Regions from separate parts of the Homo sapiens genome. Here all the other regions are linked to region 2. The links are chromatin loops, found by intact Hi-C in ENCODE. Cell type or tissue: GM12878. All regions are shown on one strand.

Region 1 (8,000 bases), 160 kb after region 2:
GCAGAAAATTCATCACCAACATGTTAAGGAATTTGATGACTAAAAATAATCTCCCCACAGAGTGCATTAACGTGGTGTGCAGATTTGGGAAAAGGATGAACCCACTGGGGAGTCTGTATGATTACACCTGTAATCCCAGCACTTTGGGGGGCCAAGTTGGGTGGATCATGAGGTCAGGAGTTGGAGACCAGCCTGGCCAACAGAGTGGAAACCTGTCTCTACTAAAAATACATAAAATTAGCCAGACAAGGTGGCAGGCGCCTGTAATCCTAGCTATTCGGGAGGCTGAGGCAGAAGAATTGCTTGAACCCGGGAGGCAGAGGTGACAGTGAGCCAAGATCACGCCACTGCACTCCAGCCTGGGTGACAGAGCGAGACTCCATCTCAAAAAAAAAAAAAAAAAAAAAAGAAGAAAAGGAATGACATCAACAATGAACTGGGGCAGCTTTTGACTTGCTTAGCATCAAGAGGCTGTCCCACATGACAAAACAATATTTGAATCAATTAAATAACAGGTGATTACAAATATTATGGATACTAGCCCTCGAATCAAATTAACTCCCTAAAGGCAAGTTACAAGTCAGGGAGAGCTCAACACAAGATATTCTCAGCATCTTTTGATTCTGTGTTGGAATCTGGACTTGACAGTCAACTCCATACACAATTAGGTGGAGCCCACTCTTCCTTCTCAGAAAATGATTCTCCTAGTTCCTGGAGAAAAAAAACCACCTAGTTGTTTTAAAAGTAGAAAAGCATTAAAGCCAGGAATTACCATGGGGCAGGCAGGTAGCATGAGTAATGTTAGGTGAAGGTTGAAGACACTGACGTATTTAAACACTGAGTCTCTAAGCCCAAGGCCATTCATTATTAAGGCTCTAGGGACTTGGGACCAAATTTCGTCTGCATTAGTGTTTTTTTTGCTTCTGTGTTTGTATTAGCTTCAATGCGTGGTTTTTCTGTGTCCTGGGAGGGGCATGAAGTCTCTAGTTAGCCCTAGCTCCCCCACTCCCTGTTGTCTTACATCCCCACATGGTGGTTAATTTTATGTGCCGGCTTGGGTGGGCCATGGTGCTCAGATATTTTGTCAAACATTATTCTGGATGTTTTATGTGCAGGTGTTTTTTGAATGAGATTAACATTTAAATCCGTGAACTTTGGCCAGGTGCGGTGACTCACGCCTGTAATCCCAGCACTTTGGGAGGCCAAGACAGGCAGATCATTTGAGGTCAGGAGTTCAAGACCAGGCTGGCCAACATGGTGAAACCCTGTCTCTACTGAAAATGCAAAAATTAGCTGGGCGTGGTGGCAGACACCTGTAATTCCAGCTACCCAAGACGTTGAGGCATAATCGCTTGAATCCGGGAGGCAGAGGTTGCAGTGAGCCAAGGTTGTGCCACTGCACTCTAGCCTGGGGAACAGACTGAAACTCCATCTCAAAAAAAGAGAGAGAGAGAGAGAGAGAGAGAGAAGGCAGGAAAGGGGCAGAGAGAGCAAAAGAAGAGATGCAAAGGCTTCCATTCCATTGATTTTTCTCTTGATTGTCTAGCTCAGCACTGTCCAATAGAAATAGAATGCAAGCCATATATATAATTTTTAATTCCCTAATATCACATTAAAAAGGTATAAAAAGAATAAATAAAATCAATGTTAATAATGCATTTTATTAATGTGTTTTATTTAACCTAATATATTTAAAATATTGTCATTTCAACATACGGCACCAGCTACATTTCAAGTGCCCAATAGCTGCACATAGGTAGTGGGTACCGTATTGAAGAGCTCAACTCAATATCCCAGAACTCATTTCCTACAGCCCCCAGGGCCTCCCAGCACCCTGCTCTCTGATCACAGATTCCAATCACATTTCCCTCCATGATCCAGGGTTTCCCTGCCACACACACTCAACTCTCCCAACCAGATAGGAGAAATTTTACTGGCTTTTTTCATCTTATTTTTTCTCTGGCTCTAAACCAATATCTGACCTTTGGCAATGTGCTTCATTTCACCTGCTCTGGTGAGAGGTAGTGAGATTTTTTTTCCTCTTTCCCTGTTTCATCTTTGTCTGTCTGGCATTTGGCATACGGCCTGGCACATGTCACTGCCTCACAGGTGAGTGACTTTGGGGCATTTAAACAGGAGGGAGGTTCGGAAGACCCGGTGAGGGTAAAATCATGAAGATCAGGCTGTTTATACCAGGTGCCTTGATGAGCTACATCTTCACCTTTGGGATAAGTGCTCAAAGCCTTCAGGCTTTCCCCCTTGAGCTGGCTTCCCATGGGCAATGGTCAGGCCAGCTGTATGGCACAGAGCCTCCCACAAAGCTGGACTCAGCAATGTCTGAAAAACCCAACTGAATCGACTTCAGGCAGAAGAGACTAGCCAACTGTGGGGCCTGAGCTGAGACTCGGGCAGGAATACCTACTGGAAATTGGCCCAGGGAGGGAGCCACGCAGCTCTCTGAGTGAAGAGTGTTCTGTGCAGCAGGGGGACGTGTTTCTGCAGTTGGAGGAGCAGCTCGCTTAGAGGGAATATCGTCCTGGATATGGCCATGGCAGCAGCCATCTCACCAGGCCGGTTCCACACTATGGTTCTGAGAGTTGTTACTGGAAGCTCAGCTGAGAGCCTGTTCTTCCAGCCCTTCCAATGCTTATATGAGCTACTTAATAAATCCCTTTCTGCCTAAGCTAGTTAGTATAAACTTTATTGTTGAAACCAAGAATCTGACCCAACGTAATTAATTATAGTATCAGTCTTAGGGTTTTCCTTTATACTGTTAAGTGCACTTATATCTCTGTTATCTGAGGCAAGGGTCTGGGGAAATGGGCATGGTTACCAATGGGAATATAAATTGGTAAAATGTCTGGAAGGGTATGTTGGTAGTATTTATTTAAATTATAAAGGCACTTACCTTTTTAACCAGTATTCTAATTATAGGCATTTGTTCTGCAGATACACTTGCATATATAGAAGCTGAGTTATGTACAGTTGCAGCATTGTGTGTGAGAACAAAATATTTTAAATCACCTGAAAGCAACAAGAAGAAACTTTATCTTGATGAAATGACTAAGCTGCTTTTACCTGGAACTTTAATATATGTGAAGGAAGGCTGTCTTCTATGGTGATAATCCAATTAAGGTAAGAAGGAGATCCAAACCAATAGCTAGAGATTGCATATTGCAGGCACAGCTGGCAGGACTCAAACTGTCCAACACAAGTGGATACTCTGGGATGCAAAACCAAAATATCTGGCTTAGAACAAGCTTTTGTGCAGGCCAGTTATTGAGGCTCCCTTGGACCCCATTTGAGACCACAAAGGGGCAGGGGCACCAGGGTGAGGAAAGACTCTTGGCACCGTGATGACACAGCGTGGAGGGACAGCTATCAGTCATAAGCAGCCCTGCAGATGCTAGCCTCTCTCTGTAGAAGAGCAAAGGGTAAACCAGCTCACACAAGCACACATATGAATCCCTGCTGGGATCATGGGGACTCAGGTAGGGGTTTGCCACTCTGCTCTGGTGCCTCCCATAGCAAAGAGGCTGTCTAGGAGGCAGGGGCTCTAGGAGACGCTATTCATGTTGTATTCCACGTCAATGGCGCCCCCTGGAGAGAAGACAATTTGGATGTTGCCCATTGGAAATAGTGTGTGTCAACCCTGCAGGAAAAGTGCCCTCATTCAAAGGTGAGAAGTAACTAAAAGAGAAACAGCACACAAATCTTTAGGAAAATACAAGAAGGAGAAAGGAGGAAATCAATAGGGAAACAACTGGCAGGTAAAGAATACAGAAACATCTTGCCTCAAAACTGGTGAAAATCATGACCAAATACAGTAGTCCCCTGCCCTTATCCACAGAGGATACGTTCCAAGACCCCCAGTGGATGCCCAAAACCACATTTAGTACCAAACCCTATATACTATGTTTTTTTCCTATATGTGCTTTTTTTTTTTTTTTTCCTGAGGCAGAGTCTCACTTTGTTGCCCAGGCTGGAGTGCAGTGGCGTGAACTCTGCTCACTGTAACCTCCACTTCCTGGGTTCAAGCCATTCTCCTGCCTCATCCTCCCAAGTAGCTGGGACTACAGGCATGCACCACCATGCCCGGCTAATATTTGTACTTTTAGTAGAGAGGGGGTTTCACCGTGTTGGTCAGGCTGGTCTTAAACACCTGGGCTCAAGTGATTCACTCGCCTCAGCCTCCCAAAGTGCTGGGATTACAGGTGTGAGCCACCGTGCCTGGCCCCCTATATGTGCATGTCTATTTGATAAAGTTTAATTTCTAAATTAGGCACAGTAAGGCTGGGCTCAGTGGCTCACACCTGTAATCCCAGCACTTTGGGAGGTTAAGGCAGGAGGATCACTCAAGCTCAGGAGTTCCAGAGTAGCCTGGGAAACATAGCAAAACTTTGCCTCTACAAAAAGTAATATTAGTCAGCATTGTGGTGCATGCGTGTAGTCCAAGCTGCTTGGGAGGCTGAGATGGGAGAATCACTTAAGCCCAGGAGGTTGAGGCTGCAGTAAGCCATCATGGAGCCTCTGCACTCCAGCTTAGGTGACAGAATAAGACCCCATCTCAAAAAATAATTATCATCATGAAAAATTAGGCACAGTAAGAAATTAATGACAATAACTACTAATAAAATAGGACAAATTAAATAAAGTAATATAATGAAAGTTATGTGAATATGATTTCTCTCTCTGCATTGCACCTATTTTTGGACCCTGGTAACTGAAATTGAGAAAAGTAAAACTGTGAGACTACCATAAATCTCCATAAACTCTAGGAACTAAAGTAAAAATAATCTCTATATAACAAGCACTCAAAGCAGAGATACAAGAGTTCAAGGAAAAAAATGACAAAGCAACTGAAGATGAAAAATGAGCTGGCACTAATGTTTTCTTTGAGGTAGAATTACATAAAGTCTTAGATGTACAGTCTGATGGATTTTTTTTTTCAAGTAACCATACCCATGTAACTACCACTCTGCTACAGATATGGAACATTCTCCGCATCCAAGAAGACTCCTTCCTGCCCCCTTCCAGTCAAAAGTAATTGCTGTTTTGATCTCTATCATCCACCATAAATTAGTTTTGCCTATTGTTGAATGTCCTATAAATGAAAACATATAGTAGATGTTCTTCTATGTCCAGGTTCTTTCACTTTACCTTATGCCTGTGACAGTCATCTACATAGTTGTGGATAGCAGTAGTTCATTCTTTTTCAATATTGTGTGGTATTCCATTATATGACTATGCCACAATATATTAATGCATGAATTTTCGAGTTGTTTCCGTTTGTGTTATGAATAAAGCTGCAATGAACATCCTTGTGCATGTCTTTTGGTGAATATAAGCATTCATTTTCATTAGGAATATACAAAGGAGTGGAATTTTTAGGTCATAGAGTATATGTATATTTCACTTTGGCACCATTAAGTTTTCCAACGTGGCTGTACCAATTTAAATCAGGAACACATGCTCCATATCTTTGCCTCCATTTGGTTTTCCTTTTAGTTTTAGCCATTCTGGGAACAGCACCTCATTGGTTTTTTCACTTACATTTCCCTGACACTTCGAACCTTTTCATGTGTTTATTTATTGTGAGGTACCAGTTCAAGTCTTAGCCCAGTTTTTATTGGTTTGTCTTGCTTACTGATATGGAGTTCATTATATATTCTGGACAGGAGTCTTTCATCAGATATGTAAATACAAATATTTTATTCCCATCTGTGTCTTGCCTTTCACTCAAATGATGTCTTTTGATGCAAAGAAGTTTTTAATTTTAATCAGGTCCAACATCAATATTCTATTTTATATTTGGTAATTTGTGCTCCCTATTTAAGAAGTCGTTGCTTACCTCAAAGTCATGAAAATAGTCTCCCACTTTCACATTTACTTTTATGATCCATTTCAAATTAATGTTGATGTATGGAGGGATGCAGGAGTCAAGGTCCATTTCTTTTCTATATGGGTAGCCAGTTAACCTAGCACCATTATTGAAAATAACACCTAAGCCAGGCATGGTATTGTGTGTGCCCCAGCCACTTCAGAGGCTGATGTAGGAGGATGTGAGCCCAGGACTTTAGAGCCAGCTTGGGCAACAAAGTAGAAACCCATTTCTTAAATTTATCTGTTTTTTTTTTTTTTTGTGAGACAGTCTTGTTCTGTCACCCAGGATGGAGTGCAGCGGCATGATCTCAGCTCACTGCAACCCCTGCCTCCTGGCTTAAAGTGATTCTCATGTCTCAGCCTCCCAAGTAGCTGGCAGTATAGGTGCATGCCACCACACCCAGCTAATTTTTGTATTTTTAGTAGAGACGGGGGTTTCACCATGTTGGCCAGGCTGGTCTTGAACTCCTGATCTCAAGTGATCTGCCTGCTTTGGCCTCCCAAAGTGCTGGGATTACAGGCGTGAGCCACTGCACCTGGCCACTGCGCCCGGCCGAGCCCAATCTCTTAAATTAAAAAAAAAAAAAAAGAAAATAACATCTTTTCCCACTAAATTTCATTGGAATCTTGTTATAAATCAGGAGTCTGTACCTGTGTGTGTCCCTTTAGCCCAGAGAGTGGACCAGCTCGGTAAGTACTTTCTTGTCTTGCCACTTCTCCTCTCCTTCCTACCATGTCCTTTCTGTCCTAGCTCCTGGTAAAAGTTCCTAACAGACAGCATCTAGCTGGGAGGGAGTCTGGGGAAGGGAGGGTGACAGTGAAAAAAAGAGCAGCAGTTGACCCCTCCCACCTTTCCTGGATCACAGCCTCTCACCTGCAACAGGCCCCAGCTGAAGGAAGGGCGAAGGTGAATCACTATGCTCGGCCTGTGAATGTGAACTAAAGGGATTGTAAGGATTTTTATTACCCAGGAGTGACCAGAGATGTGATGAAAATGCTTGAGTTTTCATCCAGAAGGGAAGGCAAGGGCTTCCTGCACTGAACAGCTTTAAAGGGAAAGTAGGAGATAAAAATAAAGTTGCTTCTATGGCCACAAAACACAAGTCCTGCCTGTTCAATGAGCCAGTTACACACAAAAAACCAGTTAAGCCAGAGTAAATTCAAAGACCTGAATTTAGTCTGTGAATTTTTTCATGATTTTTCATTCTAATTATTGCTTAATTATTGGGATGATTAATAGACATTACATGTACAGACTGATCAAGGTGTGTGTAGAAATCAAGGAATAAAAAGGCTCTAAATATGTATGACTTCTATCAATTATCCATGCTTGAAGAAAGTCATATATAATGAGAGTATAGGAAATGTTTAATATCAAGAATAGGCTAATTAAAATCAATGCCAGTGATCACTACTCACCTGGTTCAAGCTCATAAAGGATGACTTAATTACATCCTTACACCCATTATTCCATATATAAGGAGGACTGAGTCACTCTTCTGTATTTCCACCCCATCCCCAGCACCTCTCCTAGGTATTCTGTATGTAACTTTATTTACCCAAGTAAACCAACTAAAATTTTCTATATTATATATATTATGTTATATTATATATTATATTAATATATTATATATTATATATTATGTTATATAATATATTAAATATAATATATCATATATAAATATATATTATAATATAATATATATTGTAATATAATATATATTTATAATATATATTGTAATATAATATATATATTTATAATATATATTGTAATATAAAATATATATTTATAATATATATTGTAATATAAAAATATATATTTATAATATAATATATATATTTATAATATATATTGTAATATAATATAAATTATAATATATAATATATAATAATATATATTATAATATAAATATATATATAATATAATATATATTATAATATATATAATATATAAATTATAATATAATATATATTATAATATATATTATATTATAATATATAATAATATAATATATATTATAATATAATATATTATAATATAAATATATATTATAATATAATATATATTATAATATATAAATATATAATATAATATATATTATAATATATAAATATAT
Region 2 (8,000 bases):
ACATGGAGAGCTTGGACCTTCACCTAGTAGTAACAAGGTACCCTTCTCTCTTTCTGCCACAGGCTGTTTTTGGAGAAGCCTAGCAGAGTCAGGCCTTTCACCATCACACAGTAAAGAGACTATCACCCTGTGGAGGATATGTGGGGAACCATAATGACACATTCCTGCCCCTCCCAGCCAGGGAGAAATCAATGTGGGCAAGAACTCCCATCCATGACCAGCAGTAACAAAGAATCTCTCCCTAAATTGAGTGTCAAGAGAGGCAAAGTAGAGAACCTGGACTTGTATCCCCACAGGAAAGTAATGAGGCTTCCCTCCTTCTCATGCGGGGGCAGGGCCAGAGAAAGCCAACTAAATCAGAACATTTAAATAAGACCCAGAGTGTCAGCATGTAATACTAAAAATGTCCAGGTATCAAATAAAAATCACTCATCATACCAAGATCCAGGAATATCTCAAACAGAATGAAAAAAGGCAATCCACAGATGCCAATACCAAGATGATGGAGGTGTTAAAATTATCTGAAAAACATGTTTAAGCAGCTGTCACAAAAATGACTCAAGGAGCCATTACAGACATACTTGAAACAACAAAATAACTGAGAGTCTCAAAAACAAAGCAAGATATAAAGAACATACTGCAAAGAAAGAAAAGATATAAAGAAGAACCAAATGGAAATTTCAGAACTGAAAAATAGGTAAAACAAAAGATGTAATGGATGGATGCAACAGTAGAATGGAAGGGACAGAGGAAAGAATCACTGAACCAAAATATAGAACAATAGATACTATCCAGTCTAAACAACAGAGAAAAAATAGCCTGAAAACAAATAATTAGAGCCTCAAGACCTAACAAAAGATCTAACGCTAACAAAAGATCAAGCTCTAACAAAAGATCTACCTTCTGCCATGGAATCCAACAAGGAGAGAAGAAAGTGGGCTGGGCTGAAAAAGTGCTCTAAGAAAAAAACCAGACAATTTTCCATGTTTGGCAAAACACATAAATTTACAGATTCAAGAAGCCGAGTGAACCATAAACAGGATAAACCCAAAGCAATCCACATTAAAGCATATCATAGTTAAACTTCTGAAAGCTAAAGACACAGAAAGTGTAATAAAAACAGTAAGAGAGAAATGATAATTTACCTATAAGAGAAAATAATTCAAATGACAGCAGACATCTCATCAGAAACAAAGGAGAAATGAAAGAAGTGGCACAACATTTTTTACTGACGTCCACACCTGATCATCTGTGTCTATTTTTGCATCTGTTTTTTCTCTTGTTCTGGTTCTTGGCATGTCTGGAATCTGGGGACTCAATGTCAAACACTGTATCATTAAAAACCATAAAGGATGTGAAATTTATCTTCAACTGAAGAGTTTCTTTACTTTCTGGTTGGCAGCGGGAGCTAATAAAATCAGAGATCAAGCTAACTTGAAGCTTGTTTTCAATCTTATTAAGACCTAGTCTACTCCTGGTTCACTCTTACTGCTAGGATGCAGTTGTTCAACCTAGGGTGTTTACCAGGACGCCTCTATCTCTAGCACCATGAAACTGCTGAAAACTCTGCTGAGCTTAGTTTGTTAGCAGCCACTTTCTGCTCAACTTTCCTGCTTATTGGTTTGTGTTGCTTACTAAGCTGTGACAACTCTTAAGGGAAACATGATTCAGACTTATAGGCTCACTTCTCTGTGACTGTCTTCGCCACTCAAGCTCTAGCTACCTTGGTAACCATGAACTCCAACAGTCTCTCATCAGGGTTTGGGGACCTCTAGTTTAACTGAGTGAACCTGTCTTATATGGCAAAGGTAGATTAACTCCTTGAATTATATAGCTCTTTCAATATCAAACTCTGTTGAAAAAGCATCAACGACTTCTCATACAGAAGAATAAAGTCCTACCTCGTTAGCTACAAGTCCACTCAGAATTCTGTCCTTATATATGCCTAACCTCCTGCCTTATTCTCCAGTCAATTCCTACTGTCAGGTCTTTCCTCAGATAAATCCCTCTTCCTGGAGTAGCACTCCCACCTCCTGGCTCCCAAGAGAATCCATATTCTACTAAACTTGCAAACCCCAGTTCAAATTCCTCTAAGAACTCTTCATCAACCAACTTGTTGCCCATCCCCCTTACTCATTAAGGTATCTGAGAACAGGTTCTGTATGTGTATGTTTTAAATTCTTTTTTAACTCAACATTATTCTGTTGTTCATTAAAAAAAAATACTACTAATAATTTTTCAGTACCCACCACATGCCAAGCTTTTCTAAGCACTGGTTTTACAGCAGAGAACAAAAAAAGATACAGTCCCAGTTGTCACAGTGCTAACACTTATATGTAATGGATATGAACTATTCAGGTATTACTTTTGCATAATATATCAAAATTTTCACTGTTGGCCAATTAGGTTGTCTTCAGCTTTTACTATGATAAGTAATAGTATTGTGAATGCAGCTCTAATATAGCTTTTTTTTATTCTTTATTTACTTAGGGTCAATTCCCAAGAGTAAGATCATTAATCCATGCCCTTAGATATGTTTATGGCTTTTAAGATATATACTACCATACTACCTCTCAAATGAGTTATTCCAATTCCAAAAGCAATGCATGAGTACTTGATTCCCTATGGACTTCTTTATTATGGTTACTCAGTAAGTATAAAAAAAGTTATTCACTATTGTTTTTAACTACCAATGATGTTGAACTCTTTTCCTTAAGAGCTAATGGGCATGTCCTTTATTAATGTAGTTACTGGAATCTTAGTGTTGTAAATATTTTCATAATACAGTAATCATGTAAGGTCATATTTGTGTTTTCCACTTTGTTATTTTTCTTTTTAGTTTTAATTGTGTTGGTTTTCTTCATACAGATGTGCTTAGTTTTTATAATCACTTCTTTACAGTCTTCTTACTTTAGAAGATTACTATTCTTTGCACAGTTTCACGAGTTTTTCCAATTTAAAAAGGTCAACCATAACATTTGCATATGAAAAGGCTCTACATGAACTTTCCTAACTGCCATCTGATCATCCCAAAACTTATTAAACAATTCTACCACTGACAGATTTTATGCTTGCTCACTGTACACTAAATTACTAAACTAGATTTTCTTAATACTAAAGATACTTGTTTTTCTTAAAATAATATTTTCAGGTTTCTGAAACTAGAAGTATCAGAAATAAAATCCAAAAAAATTTGCCAGTAGCCAAGCAAAAGAGTACGTTGTGAGGTATGTCACTGCCTACCCATGTGTAAACCTATGGAAAATACATTCCCATAGAAGGTATCTGTCAATCCAACCATGACCACAGCTGAGTTAACTGCACAGGTAAACTCAGATAAGGTTGAATTTTAACTTAAATTTGAAAGCATAACTTGCTTGAAAATGTTTTCAGAGAGACTGAACCGTGTCAAAGCACTGAAATAAAAAGCTATTGTAATGCAAAAGTTGTCTGTTGCAAGCCAAGCAAGGGCAATTAAAGGCAGTAAAAACTGCACAATCTCTCAAAACAGATCATAGAATTATCAGAGCTGGAAGACACTGGTGTGACTAATTTGCATTTTACAAAGTACTATCACCCAAGTGCTGGATATCAATCTGTCAAAAGTTTCCAGCTGACTCAAAAAGGAAGTTATTTAATTCACGGCTTATCTATAAAAAAACTGAAACCATGAGTTCAACCAAAAAGAAAAGCAGTTAAATTCTACACATTTCCATATGACTCAAAATTATACTGGCAATCATAATGTGTAAAGAGACCAAGAAAGCAAGCACAGGTAAGGAAAAGCAGCATGTCAGAATTTGGAAGACGATTACACTCAATCTTATGATTCCCAAAAAGATGAGGTAGAAGTTATATGGATAAATGTATACTTCTGTCAGTAAACCTTTAAGGATTTAAAAAATAAACTTAATGTTTCTTTTTTCATGAAAATATATTAAATCTGTGGCATATGTCACAATTAATAGTGTTTGAATTGAGAAAATGCACTTTGTGTGTGAGTATATGTGTCTACATTTATTCGATTACTAATTTATTCACTCATTCATTTGAGTAGAGAAAAGCAAGATTAGAAAAACAGATAACAAAACTAAAGATATAATGCATGAAGGTCAAACACTTTGAAGAGCCTAAACATTACTGTGATGCAGAAAAATACAAAATATATAAAGAAAATATAATCCAGCTGAAAAATGACAACCAGTTAGATAAACTAGCAACTAACAGAAACAAAGAAAAAACTCATAAAATTAAAAGTAAATACCAGCAAACAGAAATAGCTGAGAAAAAGCAAATAAGTATGGGTCTTAATTCAGTTAAAAGTACTAAGAACTTATTTAAACTATGTGGCAACTGACCAAGACTCAGAATACCATAATTCTTGATCAACTACCCTACTACTGCAGTAGGTACCCGACACTGAAACTGAGAGGAGAATGCATGAAGTGAAATCATCTGTTTATCATCATCAAAGAGTTTGGACCACAGACAACTAGGGACTCTTCTGCCTCAGTTACTGACAAGCCAAACACCTGAAACACTGAGATCAAACCAACTTGTTTCTTAACTTCTTTAACTTAGGCCCACATCTTAATCCACAGAAAAAGGAGGAGGAGAAGTTACTCAAGAATTTCCACAAATAGCCATGATGGAGTAACAGAGATTAGATTTGTTGTCCCAGTTTATACTACCAGAAAACTGGATAAAACAGATGAAACAATGGCTTTTAGATATTAGATACCAGTCAGAGCAGGAGTGGGATTCCTGAGAAAAGATGAAAAAATGATGTGAGTCCTACATTTGCCTGACCTCACACCCTTGAAGCAATTTACAGGATGTAGTGTAAAGAAGGGAGATGGGGCTTAAACAGAACCTTACAGTCTCAAAGAGTTGAGGTCACAAAGATTGACACTTAGTGGGGCCAAGGCAGCCAGAATTTGTGGACTAGCCTAACAGAAAGAAACTACATACAGAGACAGTGCCTTGGAGACATGCAAAGGAGTTCCCACAAGCTGTTAGGAGAGTGCTGATATGTCCTGTGTGGAAGGAAACCACCTGAGGTTGGAGAAAGGACTAGCAAACAAAAAAAAAAAAAAAAAAAAACAAAAAACAAAAAAAAAAAAACAAAGGCCAAATAATTTCTGAAACTCTCACACAAGGCTATGAATAGTTTGTATTCCAATAGGGTAGAGTAAAAAGACCTCCCAATCCATGAAGTATCATGTAAAGTCCTCAGAAGGGTATCAACTTCTAAATTAGCTCTAGGAGAAAAGTCTACTCACTGCTCCAGACTCACCCTAACAAAGCCTCCTTAAAACAAAACAAGTCTTAAAGGGCATCAAAAAAAATTTAACTGCATGCCAAAACTTAGACCAACATTACTTAAAAGAATGGCCTCTTCGGCCGAGAGCGGTGGCTCACACCTGTAATCCCAGCACTTTGGGAGGCCCAGGTGGGCGGATCATGAGGTCAGGAGATCGAGACCATCCTGGCTAACACAGTGAAACCCCGTCTCTACTAAAAATACAAAAAATTAGCTGAGCATGGTGGCAGGCACCTGTAGTCCCAGCTACTCAGGAGGCTGAGGCAGGAGAATGGCGTGAACCCGGGAGGTGGAGGTTGCAGTGAGCCAAGATTGCACCACTGCATGCCAGCCTGGGTGACAGAGCGAGACTCTGTCTCAAAAAAAAAAAAAAAGAAAAAGAAAAAAAATGGCCTCTTTATCACAAAACCTAGCATCCAGTAACGTGAAATTTACAATGTCTGACAATCAAAATTTACCAGACATGTAAATATGACCTATAACCAGGAGAATATCAATAAAAACAGACCCAGAACTGACAGAGAACTTAGCAAACAGAGATGCCAAAAGAGTTATACATATTCTCAATACATTCAAGAAAGCAGAAAAAGATATGGAAGTGTTGAACACAGAAATGCAAGACTGTTTTTAGGCCCAATTGGAGCTTCTAGAAATTAAAAATACAAAATCTGAAATGAAAAATACACTGCATAGGACAGCAGATTTAACACTTAGTTAACTTAAAGATATAGCAATAGAAGATTTCCAAAATGAAGCACAAAGGAGAAAAATACAAAAATAATGAAAGCGAATACCACTGATTTGCAGCAACACACAAACAAGCTAAGATCAATGTAACTGAGGTCCAAAAAACAGAGGAAAAAAAAAGATAAAAAACATACTTGAAGAAATAATGAGCATAATTTTTTCAAATGCTATCAAAACCAGAAACTTACAGATTCATAAGAGGCTCAACAAAATCCAAGCAGGATAAACAAAGAAAATCACACCGACAATTATCATAATCAAATTGTTGAAAACCAGTGATTGGGGGGAAAGAAATGTTAAAGACTGCCAGAAGAGGAAAAAAGATTGTGTACAGAAAAACAAAGGTATGCATGAGAGCAAACTTCTCATCAGAAATTATACAAATAAGAAAACAATGGCGCAAGATTGGAAGGGGGGGAACCTGTCAACCTCAAATTCTGTACCCTACTAAAATATATTTCAAAATGAAGGTGGAAATGTTTTCAGACAACAGCTGAGAAAAATCCATTAGCAGCAGATTTTGCACTTAAAGAAATGATTTTTAGGCAGAAGAAAAAGATTATCAGGTCCAAATTTTGATCTACACAAAGGAGAGTGCCAGCAATGGTAAATACGTTAATAAATATAAACAATATCTTTAAGTTTTGAGTTTCTGGTTGTTTTTTCTTTTCTCAATTGTTTTAATTTCAAGAAAAATCTGTGCTTACAATAGAAACTAAAAAAAAGCAGTAACCTCCCCCAAAAGAGTTTTACTGCACTGAACCATTAAAAAAGTCATACTGATTTTATAATATTAATTGGGCATATTTCCATCTTTTCTATAATCTCTAAAATAGTTCTCACCATAGGAATTATATGTTCCTTGAAAACTAAAAAGAATTAACTGGCAAAAATTGGTTCTGGAGCTAGCTGGATGTAGCTCCAGACCAACTTTTCTTAAATCAGCTTGGGTGTTCCATAATTCATTTCAAATAAATCAGCTTAGAGTTAATAAATAGTATTCGCTTACTATTTTTTAAACATCTTTTCTATTCTTATATCTGCTTTACAAACTTAATTTTGGTTTTCCATCTTTTCCTTTGTAAGATTTGTCAGATATTTTTCTATTTTGTTTTTCAACCCTAAGAAGTAGCTTTTAGATTTTTCATTTCTGTGGTTTCTGTTTTTTAATTCACCTATTTCTGCTTTTATCTTATTAATTTCTTTCCTTTCTCCTAGGCATTTATTTTGTTGAGTCCGTTTGTTTTACTAAATTCTAAGGTTTAGTGCTTAGTACATTTATTTCATTCATTAACAAAGACTATTAATCTACTTCTAAGCACAGTATGAGTCTTAGCCTGAATCTCATTTCAGGTGCTAAATGACCACTTATTGTACATTTGATCTCCTGTTTGACCCGGTATTTATTTAAGCAATTTTTTTGTTTGATTTGTCCAAATGGTTAAAGTTGTATATTTTAAATTTCTGCTGCAGTCAGAGAGAATGGACATATGTAGTTTCAGCTTTTCTGGAATTTACTGAGATTTTCCTTTGTGGTTTAATCTAAAATTGATTTTTTAAAATGTTGCATTGACTGGAAAACTGGAAAAATCAACTTAATCCCAAATTTAGATATAAGCTTCATAAATAACTAAATAAACCCCAAATCATCAATGCAGGTTTTACACTACATTTATTCAGGCTTACAATTTTTACTAGCATTAAATGCATCCATACAATATGAAGAGTAAGGACAGAGATTCTCGATTTTGTACCTTTATCTAACTCTGGGTTTGCTGGGCTTGCAAAGGTCAACCAAAGAGTGTTTCTTAATAATGTAAGGAATTTCTAATTTCAAGAAATGTTAAAAATTCTCAAAAACTTTAATAGCTATTTAGTAACTTACACCTAAATGGTTATTGGGACAGTATCTGAAAATATGTATAAAGTA
Region 3 (8,000 bases), 67 kb after region 2:
GCCAGGATGGTCTCGATCTCCTGACCTCGTGATCCGCCTGCCTCGGCCTCCCAAAGTGCTGAGATTACAGGCATGAGCCACCGCACCTGGCCTAAAAATTTGCTAGTTTTTAAGTAAACTGGTCAAATGAATTCTGGGTGGCTTTATACCAGAATAAGTTAGTCATAGATCCTGAGCCACACAGTATCAGAAGCCTGTTCATTTGCTAGAATAAATGTTTTCTACACATACCAAGTCCTCCTACAGTTGGCCGGAGAAATTGCTGACCCTAACAGCTGCTAACCATCTAGAACCTTATGAATCCCATTTTAGATAATGCTAAGAAATGAAACACTAGAAATGTTTGAGGAATGTAAAACTCTCACACTCTGACAGTAATGTTTAAATTGGTATATTTTATTAAATAATGTCAAATTATTCTCCAAAGTTGAAGATGCATATACTTTTCAACCAGATTCCAATCCTATACGCAAGCACATATGTACACGTGTGCACGCACACACACACACACATTTTCCTTACAAGCTCTCTATAGAAATGCACATATGTTCACAACCAGTATGTTCAGGAATGTTGACTACAGCATTGTCTAATAATAAAACATGGAAATTACCTAATAACCACCCAGAGGAGCGTGAGTAAGTAAATTGTGATGTAGCCATGAAATAGAAATTGCAGGAAAAAAAGGATGAGAAAAAAAAAGGGTACTGCAAGAGCATATTGCAGTATAGTATGTATCTGAGGTTTAAAACATGCAAAACAATTACATTATATATAGATAACAAATATATTCAGAACAATGTTTCCTCTGGGGAATGTGGAAGGGGTAAAAGAAAGAGGGTACAGAGAAGGCTGAACTCCACAATGTTTTACTTCTTTTTTAAAAAATCTGAAATAAGGCAAAATGTTAAGATCTAAGTTGGGCAGAAGGTGCACGGAATGATTTTTCCACTATTCTTTTCTGCATGTTTGAAATATTTCCTATCAATTCAGGATATCAAGACATCTGAACTGGACGGATGCTAACAAATAGCTAATATCTGACTAAGTAAGGCCAGCAAAGAAGTACTTGTGACAGAAGGCTGTTTTCGCAAGCCTTACTTTCATCTGTGTGTGGTAGAGCCATATGCACCCACACACACAAATCATTTCATTTAATCATCCAATACTGCAAAAATGGAGGAATTAACTCCATTCAACAGAAAAGCGAGTTGAGATCAAAGAAACGGTGTTTTGGCTAAGGTTACGCAGCCAAGCAGTCAGAGATGAGTCCAGATCTATAGGTGCAAAGCACATTTCACAACTGTAGTGTTTCAAAGGAACAGGAGATGCACTTAGAAACTCTTGTTAGAGAGGGGTTTCACTGATAACAAACTCAAGATGAGCCCCAAAGATAGCATGGCTTCCATTAACAGCTTAATTCTGGGTTATATGAAAAGGAAAAACAAAAAAACTATCAGTCAATTACACTCTGTACCACGCTGCACCACTCTGCACATAAGTGAAGTTTAATTTTAGACTCTGAGTTTTAAGAGGACCTTGATAAAATGGGTAGTCATTACCAAGGGCAACATTCCAACTGAAAAAAAGAATAAACTTTCTAGCCATTAGAGCTTTTAAAAACTGAACTGAATTGCTTTAGGAATACAAGCATTTCTCCTACTGCACCGGTGGATATAATGCTCTCATTTAATTATAAAACACTGTGGGTTTTGATCCAATCACCAACTCTCTTTAATTTAAACTGCTAAAAGCAAAATAACTTATTAAACCTATTGAGCTCCTAAACCCCTGTTCCTTCTGAAACTTTTTTTATTTATAAAATGATGTTTGAATAGGTAAGACTTCTTAATATAACTATTGTATTATAGTACAACACACTTCAGTGAACTAACCACCTCTAAAACTGTTCAAACAGTTGAAAGCTCTTCTGTCACAGATGCAGAGGGCTCTACTCTAAGAGATTCAACTGCATAATCAATAAACATCCTCCTAACTTTCACATTCTACGATAAGTGCAAAAGTTAGTACAGTTTCGGTACAGCAAATACTTAGCAGGGAGTCGAGGGTGAAACAAATGAAGTGGCAGAATCATATAGTGATTAAAATATTATCAAGCAAGGTGGAAACTGAAAGTGCTACTGATGTATGTATTTGGAATATAATGAGCTTTTGTCCCCACTGTAAAAAAAAATTGGGATCTAACTCATACCATATAGAAAAATTAACTAAAAATATATCAGACCTAAATGTAAGCACTAAAACTCTTAGAAAAAAAAGACATAAATTTTTGTGACCTTGGATTAGACAATGGTTTCTTCAATATGGCACCAAAAGCATAAGAAGGAACAAAATCAATAAATTGGACTTATCAAAATTAGAAATGTTTGTCCCTCAAAGAATAACCACCAAGAAAGTAAAAAGACAAACTACAGGATGGGAGAATATATTTGCAAATCATATATCTGATAAAGGACTTGCATCCAGAATATATAAAGAATTCTTACAATTCAGTACAAAAGACAACACAATTTTAAAATAAGCAAAAGATCTGAAGAGACATTTCTTCAAGGAAAATGTACAAATGGCCAAAAAGCATATGCAAAACTATTCAACATAGTCATTAGGGAAATGCAAATCAACAATTATAGTGAGATGCCACTTCACTGGAGAATGTGGAGAAATCAGAACCCTCATACACTGCTGCTGGGAATGTAAAATGGTGCAGCCACTTTGTAAAACAGTTTTGCCGTTCTCACAATGTTAAACACAATTATCATATGACCCCGCAATTCATATACTCAAGACAAATGAAAACATATGTCCATGCAAAAACTTGTACATGAAAGTTCAGAGAAGCATTATTCATAGTAGTCAAAATGGATTACAGTGGGACATTATTTGGCCATAAAAAGGAATCAAGTACTGATACATGCTACAACATGGATGAACCTCAAAAACATTACACTAAGTGAAAGAAGTCAGACAAAAGGTGAAATATTGTATGATTTCACTTACATGAAATGTACAAAATAGGCAAATCCATAGAGACAGCAAATAGATTAGTGGGTGCCTGTGGCTGAGGAAGGGAGGAATGGGGAGACACTGCTAACAGGCACGGAATTTCTTTCTGAGGAAACAAAAGTTTGATATTACACAATGGTGATGGTTGTACAACTTTGTGAATATACTAAAAGCTGCCAAATTGTACACTTTAACAGGGTGACTTATGGAATATGATTTATATCTCAAGAAAATGGGAAAACTTTGTTGGGAATACCAGAATGAAATACTAGATATTTCACCACAGTAAAGAGAATATGGCAATAAAGTCCCCAGAGTACAAAAAGAACTGCAAGAAGCAAAGTACCAAGAAAATGTGTCCAGGTCAAGCCCTAAGGCTTTCTGATAAACGCATTACCAAAGTTTACCGAAAATATAGTGCACTACCAGAGACAGTGGCTCACGCCTGTAATCCCAACAGTCTGGGATTACGAAGAGGCTGAGGCAGGAGGATCACTTGAAGCCAGGAGTTCAAAACCAGCCTGGGCAACACAGGGAGAACCCATCTTAACAAAAAATTTAAAAATTAGCTAGGCCAGGTAGTGCATGCCTGTAGTCCCAGTTACTTGGGAGGCCAAGATGGGTCACTTGAGCCCAGGAGTTTGAGGCTGCAGTCAGCTATGATCATGCCACTTCACTCCCATCTGGGCAACAGAGCAAGACCCCGTCTCCTTTAAGAAAAAAAGTGCAGCCGGGCGTGGTGGCTCACACCTGTAATCCCAGCACTTTGGGAGGCCAAGGCGGATCACTTAAAGTCAGGAGTTTGAGATCTGCCTGGCCAACATGGTGAAACCCCATCTCTACTAAAATTACAAAAACTTAACTGGGTGTGGTGGCAGATGCCTGTAATCCCAGCTACTGGGGAGGCTGAGGCAGGAGAATCACTTGAACCCGGGTGGCGTAGGTTGCAGTGAGCCAAGATCATGCCATTGCACTCCAGCCTGGGTGACAAGAGTGAAACTCCGTCTCAAAAAAAGTGCACAGTCCTACACTCTGCCCCAGGCAGGCAGACCTAAAGGTACCAACCTCACTCCTATTTCTTTCTTAGTCTGTCACACATGCAAATATTAGTGGTAAGTACTTTAATAGTTTTATTCATTATAAAATAGTTCAGACAAATAAAGAGGTACTGAAAATAATTTTAATATACATTATATACCCACTACCCAGCTAAAGAGATAAAATATTATACATTCAATTATAATTTCTCCTACTTTTAACAAATATTTGTCCTTTTAGAAAAAAGAATCTGAACTGTGACTATACTCTTTCTCTCTGTTAAACCCATCTGTACTAAGCCTACATATATGGCAAATGGAGTAAAACCAAGACATCATTGTTCACCCAGGGACTCTCAAGCAACCTCTGACATGCAACATTTACCACCTGTAAAATCTCTATCACTCTCAATTTTAACAAGAGAAGAAAACACTTCCACATTTCAACAGCAATAGTAATAGAAATGAAAGTCAGAAAATGACCACAGGGTTCTTTCCATCCAAACTTTTCACTGTCACTTAGTTATAGGCAAAGCCTCCACCATCCACCTTTCCTCATGAATGGTCATCCCAGCGTACTTCTCACTTTAATATCTATCTTATTTTTCAAGGCATTTTCACAAACAACATCTAATTGACCCCCAAAGTAGATAAGGCAGCTATTTGTATACCCACTTTTACAGATATAGAAGAACAAAGTGATTATGAGCACAAGACTGGAGTCAAGCAAGGGCTTGAACTCCCTGTTTCACTATTTCTTAGCAATGTGGCCTTGGACACTTTAATATTTCTGAACTGCAAAAATAAATATGATAATGTCTGGCTTACAGGATTGTTATAAAGATTAGATTACACAATGTATATAAAGCACTTAGCACATAATCTGGTACAAAACAAGCACTAAGTGAATGTAGCTGCTGCTGTCATTGTTGCTGATTTTGTTGATTACGCAAGATCAAACAGCTCCTACACAGAGGAGCCAAGACTGATACCTAGATCTTCTTGATTCCACACAATATTGCTTCATTCTCAAGTGGTCACACCAGGAGTCCTATTTGTACAAAGCAGACTCTATCATTTCCAGACAATGCCTCCCCATTTTCTTCTAGACAACATGGTGATCACTTTAGGATTTTAAGAAGCAAAAGCCAATAGTGATACCAACAACTGCTAACATCACAAAAGATAACCAGAGATTTTGTGTGTCTCACAATACTATCTATAAAGTTGTCTTGTCCTCCCCCCACCAAAAAAATAACATCTTAATCAAGCTTCTACATCAAACTGTCAATTTACAGGATATAGAGAGGGCAGAGCAACATGTTTAACCAAACTGCAATCCAGACTGTAGGAAATTCTACAGGACAACCACACAGGTTCTTCAAAAGATAAATTACAAAGAAAAAAAAGGGGATGGGGGGAAGAGGGAATCTACAAATTTTAAAAAAGACTTGAGACATTTCATTCATTAAAATTTTTTTGAATTCTCCCCCCAAAAAAGACAGTATCAGCCCCATGTACATCTGCTTGGGGAAGTGATTATGCTAATGACATAACCAGAATATTCAGGAATATTCTAGACTTTGGGACATTCCTTTTTTTTTGTCATTGCAAATAAATTAATGAATGTTCTGGTTTGTAAAAGAAAGGCAACAACAACATATATAGACTTTACTCTGCCTATGCTATAACCTAATATAAAAGTCTTATTCTGAAGACTATTCTTAAGACTATAGGTTCACAAGTTTTTTAAATAAGCCCCCCTTTTCCTTCCCAAATCCACGAGAGATGGCTGGAGCAAAAGTCAAAGAAAAAAATGAGAATAAAAGTCATAACTATGAAATGAAATTTTCACAATTTTCTTTTTAATTAAAGCTTAAAAGAAAGCTAACACCATCAATAGGATTAGCTGTCAAATGGAACCTTCCCAGAAGTAACCCAACTATGATATGATTTGAGATATCTTAATAAAAATTATAGCTCCTCCTTGTCATGAGGAAGTAGCTAGCTTAAGGTAAATTAAATGAAAATTAATCTGAAATTTCAATATGAGCACATGCTATAATGAAATTACTTGTTTGTTTCCATATTACTTCAAAAAGGATTTGAGACCGTTCACAGGGTGTATTAGAATTAAAAAGAAAGAAGAAATTGGGCATAGAGAAAATGAAAAGGAAAATAAGATAAAGTCAGAGGTAAGTTTACCACACAAACCATATGCTACAAGGTCCTATACAGTTATAAGAGAAGGAACACACATTTGACTTTGAGTTCCCTTCCTAAGAGAGAAATAACAATCAGTTACAAGTCATGATGACCACGTAATACAAGTGAACCAGCTGGTCAAAGGAAACAGCTTTTCCTGGTACCGAGACGTGGAGAAAAAATTACTACCATAGATTCTAATGATGATGATGAAGATGATAAAAAACAATAGATCTGAAATGTTTCCAACACAAAGAAATGATAAATGTTTGAGGTAATGGATATCCTAAATATCCTGATTTGATAATTATACATTGTATGCATGTATCAAAATATCATAGGCACCCCATAAGTATGTACTATTTATTTTAAACATTAAAAAAAAAAAAAAAAAAAACCCAGCAGCTCACCTTCACTGTATATGTTCTGGACCTGGCATGACCTCAGCATTTTGTATGTGTAAACTCACAAAATTCTCACAACCACCTTGTGGAGACAGGTACTATCATCCCTATTTAACGATGAAAAGGCTGAGGCACCAAGAGGTTAAGTAACACAACAACTAGGCAGTAGCAGAGAGAGCCAGAATTCAAGCTTAGGAAATCTGGCTCCAGAGCCCATACTCCTAACACAGCCCCTCATCCATAAAGCTGTCTCCCTTTGGATATAAGCATTTGCTTCCAGCTAAAGACAGTATTTGCCCATCATATATTAGCTCATTTTATGTTCAGTCTTCGTCCTCCAGATGAGCCGCTAATAGTAACAGTACTACTGTAATAGTAGTAACAACATCAACAAGGACACTGAGATAAAGGAGATAATACCCTCACAAGAATTCTACAAGAGAAGTGCTAAATTTCATAAAGCTGTTTGTTTTAATAGCTCTTAATAAATGTTTATTGCATTACACCAAAGAACAATTCTGTAAAAGCAATTCTATCCCAGTCTAAAACAATGCAATCAACATACTCTCTGGTATTCTGGCCTGGTCCAAGTAAAAACTGATTCTTTCTAAAGCAATGGATTGAAAGTGTTTTATTTAAGCAATTCTCAAAAAATGCTGTTTCTAGGTTTTTTTAATAAAAATCAGGCAGCAGAGTATGTGGATACATACTTGCTAGAGTGAAGCTATGCCATACTGCCAATTATAGGTACTATATATATTTCATAATCAAATGCAATCAGGTGAGTATTCTCTTATGATAATTAAGGAACCTAACCACTAAAGATGTCTAAGTAGGCTGCCAACCCACCTCTCCACGGAAGTGAGCCAAGAAAGTAACGAGCCAAAATTTTCCTCTGAAAATGATTCTGAATCTGCACCAATGGACAGTCAATTGAGTCCCAAAGTTCTATAGCCTTCAATGTCATCACAATGATTTTGACCCCAAAAGTCCTCAAAGCAAGAGTTTCCCAGCATTCAGCTCAGCCATTAAATCACCTGAATAAAGCAGCTATAGAGCATCCAACTGAGACATGTACCCCCAGCTAACTAAATCTTTAGCCAAAGAGAGAAATAACTATCAGTTTCAAAAGTCATGATGACTACATAATACAAGCAAACCAGCTGGTCAAAGGAAACACAGCTTTTCCTGGTACCGAGACCTGGAAAAAAATTTACTACATAGATTCTAATGATGATGATGATGATGATGCCAACAGGGGTCTGGATTAGCAAGGACTCTTTCAGTTACAAACAACAGGAACACTTGCAAACCAGCACAAGCAAATTGG

Evidence for each region. Peaks named below come from ENCODE experiments on the same cell type or tissue, not always from the same donor. Only the 100,000 strongest peaks of a DNase experiment are listed, where the experiment ranks them.
Region 1: it touches region 2 in a loop (2.7-fold over the local background); 2 of 110 quality-filtered maps call a loop at or near these places.
Region 3: a loop joins it to region 2, with 5 times the contacts of the local background. A loop is called at or near these places in 10 of 110 quality-filtered maps.

The regions. Positions count from the first base shown.
Region 1 is chr2:24,417,426-24,425,425 of GRCh38, reverse strand. The region is part of intron 2 of LOC105374329 (a long non-coding RNA gene); the gene reads right to left. Among named protein-coding and RNA genes, the nearest start is that of ITSN2, 61 kb to the right of the region's middle. In GM12878, a CTCF peak has its summit at 3,593 (motif pointing left); a DNase peak (open chromatin) is centred at 3,615.
Region 2 is chr2:24,573,274-24,581,273 of GRCh38, reverse strand. All of the region lies in intron 2 of NCOA1 (nuclear receptor coactivator 1), which reads right to left. Among named protein-coding and RNA genes, the nearest start is that of NCOA1, 86 kb to the right of the region's middle. In GM12878, no CTCF peak of the experiment used is centred here; DNase peaks (open chromatin) are centred at 3,593 and 4,423; H3K4me3 peaks cover 1,284 bases; H3K27ac peaks cover 4,190 bases.
Region 3 is chr2:24,506,099-24,514,098 of GRCh38, reverse strand. The region is part of intron 1 of NCOA1 (nuclear receptor coactivator 1); the gene reads right to left. Among named protein-coding and RNA genes, the nearest start is that of NCOA1, 19 kb to the right of the region's middle. In GM12878, no CTCF peak of the experiment used is centred here; a DNase peak (open chromatin) is centred at 4,458; H3K4me3 peaks cover 2,544 bases; H3K27ac peaks cover 5,585 bases.